Regions from separate parts of the Homo sapiens genome. Here region 1 is linked to region 2. A link is an interaction called in ENCODE POLR2A ChIA-PET data of the cell type or tissue named here. Cell type or tissue: endothelial cell of umbilical vein. All regions are shown on one strand.

Region 1 (4,000 bases), 570 kb after region 2:
TGAACAAGGCCTGGAACAAGACCTGGCCAGGGGTTGCAGTGGGGCTGGGCTGCAGATGGTCAGGGCTCTGCTCACCTCACCTCTCTCTCTCTGTTCCTTTCTCCCCCTCTCCCTGTGCCCACATCTTGCTGCAGGCTCCCGGGCAGAGAAGAAAGCAGAGCCCCCACCTAGCAAGCCCACGGTGGCCAAGACGGGGCTGGCACTGATCAAGGATTGTTGCGGGGCCACCCAGTGCAACATCATGTAGCCCCCACGTGGGGTGCCCTGGGCCATGGGGACCCCCCCCCACCCTCTTGTCTTTATAGCCCCCATTTCACCGGGGCCCAAGAGCTCTCCAAGGCAGAAGGGGTTGAAGGCAAGCCCGTGACTGTCACCAGAGGCCATGGGCACGGCAGGCGGGCCTGGCCACCCTGTACAGAGTGTAGCAGTAGGGAGTCTCTCACCGTCGCATGGTCCTCCCCAGAGCATGCCGAACCCAGGAGTCTGTCTCACTGTTTATCCAAACACCAGGAAAGGTCCTCCCTCAAAAAAGCATATCTCCACTTCTCTCTAGCTGTATCTAACCCACCGTGTGAATGAACTGGGAGAGGGGCATGCTCCCCAGCTGTGTGTAGTCGTGACTTCTCAACAATCTAGCACCATGTCGGACACGTTCCCCATCCACCCTCCTAGCTCTGCTCTCAGAGCTAGGCACATGGGCACAGGTCCCCTCCCGTCTGTCCTCTCCCAGCAACTGTGCCCTGGAGGGCTCCACATGGCCCCCGTGTCTCTCGGGCACCACCCATATAGCAGTCCCAGAGGGCCCATCTGTAAAGATCGAGCTTGTGTGTGGTGTCGTGGTCACATCTCCCGCTTCCCCCCATCCTGTGTCTGGGCACAGTTCACATCAGGACAGCGTCCATTGTGCTCTCAGTCTGCCTCAGGTGTGTGCCTGGAGGGGGCCTGGACTGGCATGGATCCAGTGTGCAGAAGAGCCAGCAGGGAACCGGAAGCTCTGATGTCAAGGCCAGAGCAGTTGAGAATGGGACCCAGAGTAGATGCTGACCTGGGCACTCCACCATTCCGGGGCCACCACAGAGATGCCAGCAGGATGCCACTTTGCCAGCCCGACACACGGACCTTTGTAAAGAACAGCAACAGGCAGGAGAGGCAGCGTGTGACCAGATTGTGTCCCGTCATTGGGTGGCATATGTTAACTAGCTGCCAAACAACTTCAACCCGTGTAATTCATGTACATTTGCAACAGCCAGCCCGGTACAGCCTGTGTGACTTCTCTGTATGTGTGTGTGTGTCGTGACCAGCCTAAGTAGTTAGCATAACTCAAGATGCTGATGTGCAGTCACCCATCAGAGAAAATAAAAATGGAAACCACGTTCACAGCATTTTAAAAGTTTTTACTTTTTTTCTTGATTATGGAAGTAATCCATGTACATAGTAAATCATTTTAAAAGTACAAAAAGTATGAAGAAGTTTGTCTTAAAAAAAAAAAAAATTATTCCTCCAACTAGAGACCACTCTGATGTTTCGACGTTTTAAAAAAGTCTTTTTTTGTGCATTTTTTCATCGTTGACATCATATTGTGGTATCATTTATAACCAGTTTTTTCCTACTTATTATACCACCATCTTCCACATCATTAAAAGCTCTTTGTAAACATTAAACACTCTTCATAAATCATGCCAATGTCTGTTTAGTAATCCATCTTGTGGATGTACTGTAATTCATCTAATCATTTCCTCACTATTGGATGTGTAGACTGGTTCTAGGTTTTCTTATAAATAGTGTCTTGGATTAGCCAGGCATGGTAATGGGTGCCTGTAATCCCAGCTACTTGGGAGGCTAAGGCAGGAGAATCACTTGAACCCAGGAGGCAGACGTTGCGGTGAGCCGAGATCGTGCCATTGCACTCCAGCCTGGGTGACAGAGCAAGACTCCATCTCAAAAAAAAACAAAAAAAGTGTCTTGGGCCAGGCGCTGAGGCGGGAGGATTGCTTGAGTCCAGGAGTTCGAGACCAGCCTGGGCAACATGGCAAAACCCTGTCTCTACTAAAAATACAAATAGCTGGGCATATGCGGTGGCGCGGGCCTGTGATCCCAGCTACTTGGGAGGTGGGAGGATTGCTGGAGCCTGGGAGGTTCCAGCTGCAGTGAGCCATGATCACACCACTGTATTCCAGCCTGGGCAACAGAGCAAGATCGCACCCCCTGGAAAAAAAAAATAGTGTCTTGATAAACATCTAGGGGGATAAGGTTTCATCTGAATTTTTTATTTTTTCCTTAAGATAAACTCCTAGAAGTAAAATTATTGGGCCATTCATAAGTAGCATTTTCAAAATATTTGTAAATTGGCTGGGTGCGGTGGCTCGCATCTGTAATCCCAGCACGTCGGGAGGCAGAGGCAGGCTGATCACTTGAGGCCAGGAGTTCGCGACCAGCCTGGCCAATACAGAGAAACCCCATCTCTACCAAAAAATACAAAAATTAGCTGGGTGTGGTGACTTGTGCCTGTAATCCCAGCTACTCAAGAAGCTGAGGCAGGAGAATCTCTTGAACATGGGAAGCAGAGGTTACACTGAGCTGAGATTGCGCCACTGCACTCCAGCCTGGGTGACACAGCGAGACTTCGTCTCGAAAAAAAAAAAAAAATTTGTAGATCAAAAGGTCTTTGGTTGGACAGGCCCTCCCAGCAGGCTGCTAGACCCCAGTCCTCCCACTCTGCGTGTTCGCGGCTTTGGTCTGCACACCACTTCCCACCATTCTGATGCTGAAAAGGGTCCCTTGGGCTACTCAGTGCCACCACAATGGCCTCAGAGGACCCCGTGTCCTCCTTCACCAACCTAGACCAATCATGAAGCCAGACTCTTCGTGTACTGGGGATGCCATAATGAATGACCTTCTACTGGGTGACTTAAAACAGTGGAACCGTCTCCTTTCACAGTCCTAAAGGCCAGAAGCCTGAAATCAACCTGTCTGCGGTGCTCTGCTCCCTCTGTGGGGAAGAATCTTCTTTTGCCTCTTGCAGCTCCTGGTGGCTCCTGGCACCTTGGCAGTTCCCTGGCTGCACCACTCCAGTCTTCACCTCTGTCTCCACGTGGCCGCCTCCGCTGTATATGTGCCTCTGTGCACCCTCTCATCTTAAAAAGACACCAGTCATTGGAGTGAGGGCCACCCGAATGCAGTATGATCTCATTTGGACCCTTTCCTTAATTACTTCTGCAAAAACCCTCTTTCCAACCAAGGTCACATTCTGAGGCTCCACGTAGACATGCATTTGGGGAGGACCCAATTCCACCCACCACAGACCCCTCCCGCTCCAACGTGCAGTGAAAACTCAGGCTGCAAAGGGCCCACCGCCCTCTTTTCCCCATAAAAAATGTGGGTCAAGGCTGGGCACTGTGGATCATGCCTGTAATCCCAGCACTTTGGGAGGCCGAGGTGGGAGGCTCACTTGAGGTCAGGAGCTCATGACCAACTTGGCTAACATGGTGAAACCCCATGTCTACTAAAAATACAAAAATTAGCAAGTGTGGTGGCACATGCTTGTAATCCCAGCTACTCGGGAGGCTAAGGCAGGAGAATCGGTTGAAACCAGGAGGCGGAGGTTGCAAAGAGCCGAGATCGCACCATTGCACTCCAGCCTGGGCAACAGAGTGAGACTCCATCTCGGAAAAAAAAAAGGGGGGGCTTGGGGGGTCCGGGCGTGGTGGCTCAAGCCTGTAATCCCAGCACTTTGGGAGGCCGAGGCGGGCGGATCACGAGTTCAGGAGATCGAGACCATCCTGGCTAACACGGTGAAACCCCATCTCTACTACAAATACAAAAAATTAGCCGGGCGTGGTGGTGGACGCCTGTAGTCCCAGCTACTCAGGAGGCTGAGGCAGGAAAATGGCGTGAACCCGGGAGGCGGAGCTTGCAGTGAGCAGAGCTTGCGGTGAGCAGAGATTGTGCCACTGCACTCCAGCCTGGGCGACAGAGCGAGACTCCATCTCAAAAAAAAAGG
Region 2 (4,000 bases):
CCCCAGCCTGGGTGACAGAGCCAGATCCTTTCTTAAAAAAAAAAAAAAAAAATTCTTTAAAATATAATGTCAGGCCAGGCACAGTGACTCAAGCCTGTAATCCCAGCACTTTGGGAGGCCGAGGCGGGCAGATTACGAGGTCAGGAGATCAAGACATCCTGGCTAACATGGTGAAACCCCGTTTCCACTAAAAATACAAAAAAATAGCTGGGTGTGGTGGTGGGCACCTGTAGTCCTAGCTACTTGGGAGGCCGAGGCAGGAGAATGGCATGAACTCGGGAGGCAGAGGTTGCAGTGAGGTGAGATCGCACCACTGCACTCCAGCCTTGGTGACAGAGTGAGACTCTGTTTCTGTAAAAAATAAATAAGTAAATAAATAAAACTTGCCAGGTGTGGTGGTGGGCACCTGTAGTCCCAGCTACTTGAGAGGCTGAGGCAGGAGAATGGCTTGAACCCGGGAGGCGGAGCTTGCAATGAGCCGAGATTGTGCTACTGCACTTCAGCCTGGGCGACAGAGTGAGACCCTATCTCAAAAAAAAAAGAAAAAAAAAAAAAAAGGCAAAAAACTACAGTGACAGAAGCAGATCAGGATTTTCCAGGGCCAGTGAGGAGTCAGGGAAAGGGTAATTATATTGGGGTTGATGGGATTTGGGGGTTGATGGAAGTATTCTGAATCTTGATTGTGTTGATGGTTACATGCTCTATATATTTGTCAAAACTCATTGGACCGTATACTTACATGAGTGAGTTTTGTTGCATGTAAATCATACTACAATAGGCCGAGCATGAGAGCTCATGCCTGTAGTCCCAGCACTTTGGGAGGCTGAGGCAGGCAGATCACAAGGTCAGGAGTTCAAGACCAGCCTGACCAATGTGGTAAAACCCCATCTCTACTAAAAATGCAAAAATTAGCCAGGTGTGGTGGTGTGCACCTGTAGTCCCAGCTACTTGGGAGGCTGAGGCAGGAAAATCGCTTGAACCTGGGAGGTGGAGGTTGCAGTGAGCCAAGATCGCACCACCGCACTGTAGCCTGGGCGACAGAAAGGGTCTCTGTCTCAAAAAAAAAAAAAAAAAAAAAAATCATACTACAATAAAACTGCTTATTTAGGCCGGGTGCGGTGGCTCATGCATGTAATTCCAGCACTTTGAGAGGCCAAGGCGGGAAGATCACCTGAGGTCAGGAGTTCAAGACCAGCCTGGCCAAAATGGCGAAACCCTGTCTCTACTAAAAATATAAAAATTAGCTGGTTGTGGTGGCAGGCACCTGTAATCCCAGCTACTTAGGAGGCCGAGGCAGGAGAATAGCTTGAACCCAGGAGGCTGAGATTGCAGTGAGCCGAGATTGCGCTGCTGCACTCCGGCCTGGGCAACAGGGTGAGACTCTGTCTCAAAAAAAAAAAAAAAAGACAAAATAGAAAAACCACATAAATATTCACTTTATTGCCAACAGGAAAACCATCACTTCCTGCCTTATTGTTTAAAAACACAAATTCACCCATATTCAATCACATGATAAACTGGAGGGGCTGCAGTTTGCATGTGACTGAGTGACTTGCCAGTGTGATTATGTTGCAGATGTCAGCAGACACATGTCAAGGGTTAGTCACCAGACATTGCCAAGAAATACGAAAAGAGAATCTGCATGCGATCCAGGCACTAACACAGCAGTACGCTTTTATTTTGCTGGAAGAGCCTGTGGCACAGCCCATGCATTGACATTTGATCTTGTTTCAGCTAAACTAAATGTGTCTGTTAAGATTTTTTTTTTTTAATTTGAGGTAGATTTAGGTATGAGGGGAAAAAGTTTTCAGCCCTTTTCCTGGCATAGACCTTACAAAAGAACTACTTTCTTTAGCTGTGTTTGTTGAGGCCGTTGGTGAGTGTTTGAAATCTTTTTAGTTGGCTTACTGCTAACTGGAAATTTAGGACGGTTGGGGGAATGCCTGACTCAACGTTTTAACTAAGCTCTCTCTGAAAAGGGATCTCCCCAGCAAAATCTGTAGTGCAATCAATTACCAAGGGAGCGGCTGAAAGTGCTTAATATGCTTAAGCTGGCTTCAGAATGCATGTTCTGTATTACAAGGAACCTGGGTGGAAACAAAACAAATTCATCTATATGTTTTGTTTGTTTGTTTTTTGAGCTGGAGTCTTGCTTTGTTGCCCAGGCTGGAGTGCAGTGGCACGATCTCGGCTCACTACAAGCTCTGCCTCCCAGGTTCACGCCATTCTCCCGCCTCGGCCCCGCGAGTACCTGGGACTATAGGCGCCCACCACTACACCCGGCTAATTTTGTTTTTGTATTTTTAGTAGAGACGGGATTTCACCGTGTTAGCCAGGATGGTCTCCATCTCCTGACCTTGTGATCCACCCGCCTGGGCCTCCCAGAGTGCTGGGATTACAGATGTGAGCCACTGTGCCCAGCCCACCTATATGATTTTTATAAAGGGCATATCTAAATCAAAATAATCCAGGAAGTGACAATAAAATAAAAAGGTGGAAAAGTTTATCTTGGACAAATGCTGACAAAATGAAAGTACCATAGCCATATTAGTGTGGGATAAAATAGACTTCATATTGATGAAAGATGTAATCTCCTAAAAGAAATAACAGTTATACCTGCTGGGCACGGTGGCTCATGCTTATAATCCCAGCACTTTGGAAGGCCGAGGCAGGTGGATCACGAGGTCAGGAGTTCGAGACCAGCCTGGCCAACGTAGTGAAACCCCGTCTCTACTAAAAATACAAAAAAATTAGCCGGGCGTGGTGGCCACCGCCTGTAATCCCACCTACTTGGGAGGCTGAGGCAAGGAGAATTGCTTGAACCTGGGAGGTGGAGGTTGCAGAGTTGAGATCATGCCACTGCACTCTAGCCTGGGCGACAGTGTGAGACTCCGTCTCAAAAAAAAAAAAAAACAGTTATGAATGCTTGTGAACATAACTTTAAAATATATAAAGGAAAGCTAAAGGAAAAGTCTGATGTAACACAAGTATATATTGACAAACCACAATCTTGGTGGGAGATTTGAATATATTTCTCATGAGTCAGCAGATCAAGTAGATAGAAAATAAGTATATAAAAGAATTCAATGACACAATTAGATACATGTAATAGAGATTACATACTCTTCAAAGCTTGTAATAAGTCAACTCACAAACACTGATTTTAAGTCCTTCCACAAAGAAAATCTCAATAAAATAGGGATATAATAAGTCACTTCCCTCCTAGGGCGATAATGTGTATAAAAGTGTTTAAGGTATAAAGCCTTAGAAAACATTTGTTCCTTTTAATGCCCTGATGTGTTTTATCCTAGGAACGGCAGCAGTAGGACACACAGACAAGATTGGGAGATTGAAAGAACTCTGTGAGCAGTATGGCATATGGCTTCATGTGGAGGGGTAAGCCGGCGGTGAGGCTGGTGGCTCCATTCGGGCCTGCACAGAGTCCTTATGAGGACTGGACATCCAGGCTCTCACTTTGGTGACATTTATCACGAAGGGCTCTTTGGGTCACAGATCACAAAATAACCCAAATTGGCTTAAGCCCAAAGAGATCTTACTGGCTCACATAACTACAAAGAGCAGTGTTATGACTGCCTCAGGCACGACATCAACCAGGATCCAGTGTGTTACTCCCACCTCTGCTCCCCCAGTCACAGGCACTGGGCTTGGTTTCCTCTATCTGTGGACAGATCTTCCTGTTACAGTGCAAAGTAGCTGCAGAAACTCCAGCCTTCTTTCCAGCTTCGTGGTCAGCTGGAAGTCCTAACAGAAGTCTCGTATTGAACCAGCCACTGTGGCCAGGGAGAAGTAATCCTCTGATAGTTGAGGTTCTTTGCTCTCCTCTGGAGCAGATAGTGGTGTCTCCTCCCCACAAAGCTCATGTTCTGCTGGAAGAAATGGAGATGGCGCCCTGGAAGGCTATTGTAGGGCCATTAAGAGAAGCAGGGGGAACGGACGTGGGCAGCCAGAGTAGCCCATATCCACCACATCATACAGGGAG

Evidence for each region. Peaks named below come from ENCODE experiments on the same cell type or tissue, not always from the same donor. Only the 100,000 strongest peaks of a DNase experiment are listed, where the experiment ranks them.
Region 1: POLR2A ChIA-PET joins it to region 2 with 5 read pairs; 2 of 35 experiments call an interaction of 5 or more read pairs at or near these places.

The regions. Positions count from the first base shown.
Region 1 is chr16:15,586,583-15,590,582 of GRCh38, forward strand. It overlaps MPV17L-BMERB1 (MPV17L-BMERB1 readthrough), which reads left to right. Exons shown (of 6, transcript NM_001414674.1): 6 at 135-1,677. The coding sequence ends at 247. BMERB1 (bMERB domain containing 1) reads left to right here. Exons shown (of 6, transcript NM_033201.3): 6 at 135-1,677. The coding sequence ends at 247. Among named protein-coding and RNA genes, the nearest start is that of MIR6506, 23 kb to the right of the region's middle. RefSeq lists enhancers at 502-1,003, 3,944-4,000. In endothelial cell of umbilical vein, no CTCF peak of the experiment used is centred here; no DNase peak of the experiment used is centred here; H3K27ac peaks cover 265 bases.
Region 2 is chr16:15,012,818-15,016,817 of GRCh38, forward strand. PDXDC1 (pyridoxal dependent decarboxylase domain containing 1) reads left to right here. Exons shown (of 23, transcript NM_015027.4): 9 at 3,312-3,396. Among named protein-coding and RNA genes, the nearest start is that of MIR1972-1, 4.4 kb to the left of the region's middle. RefSeq lists a silencer at 193-298 and enhancers at 3,089-3,590, 3,591-4,000. In endothelial cell of umbilical vein, no CTCF peak of the experiment used is centred here; DNase peaks (open chromatin) are centred at 1,357 and 1,616; H3K27ac peaks cover 1,489 bases.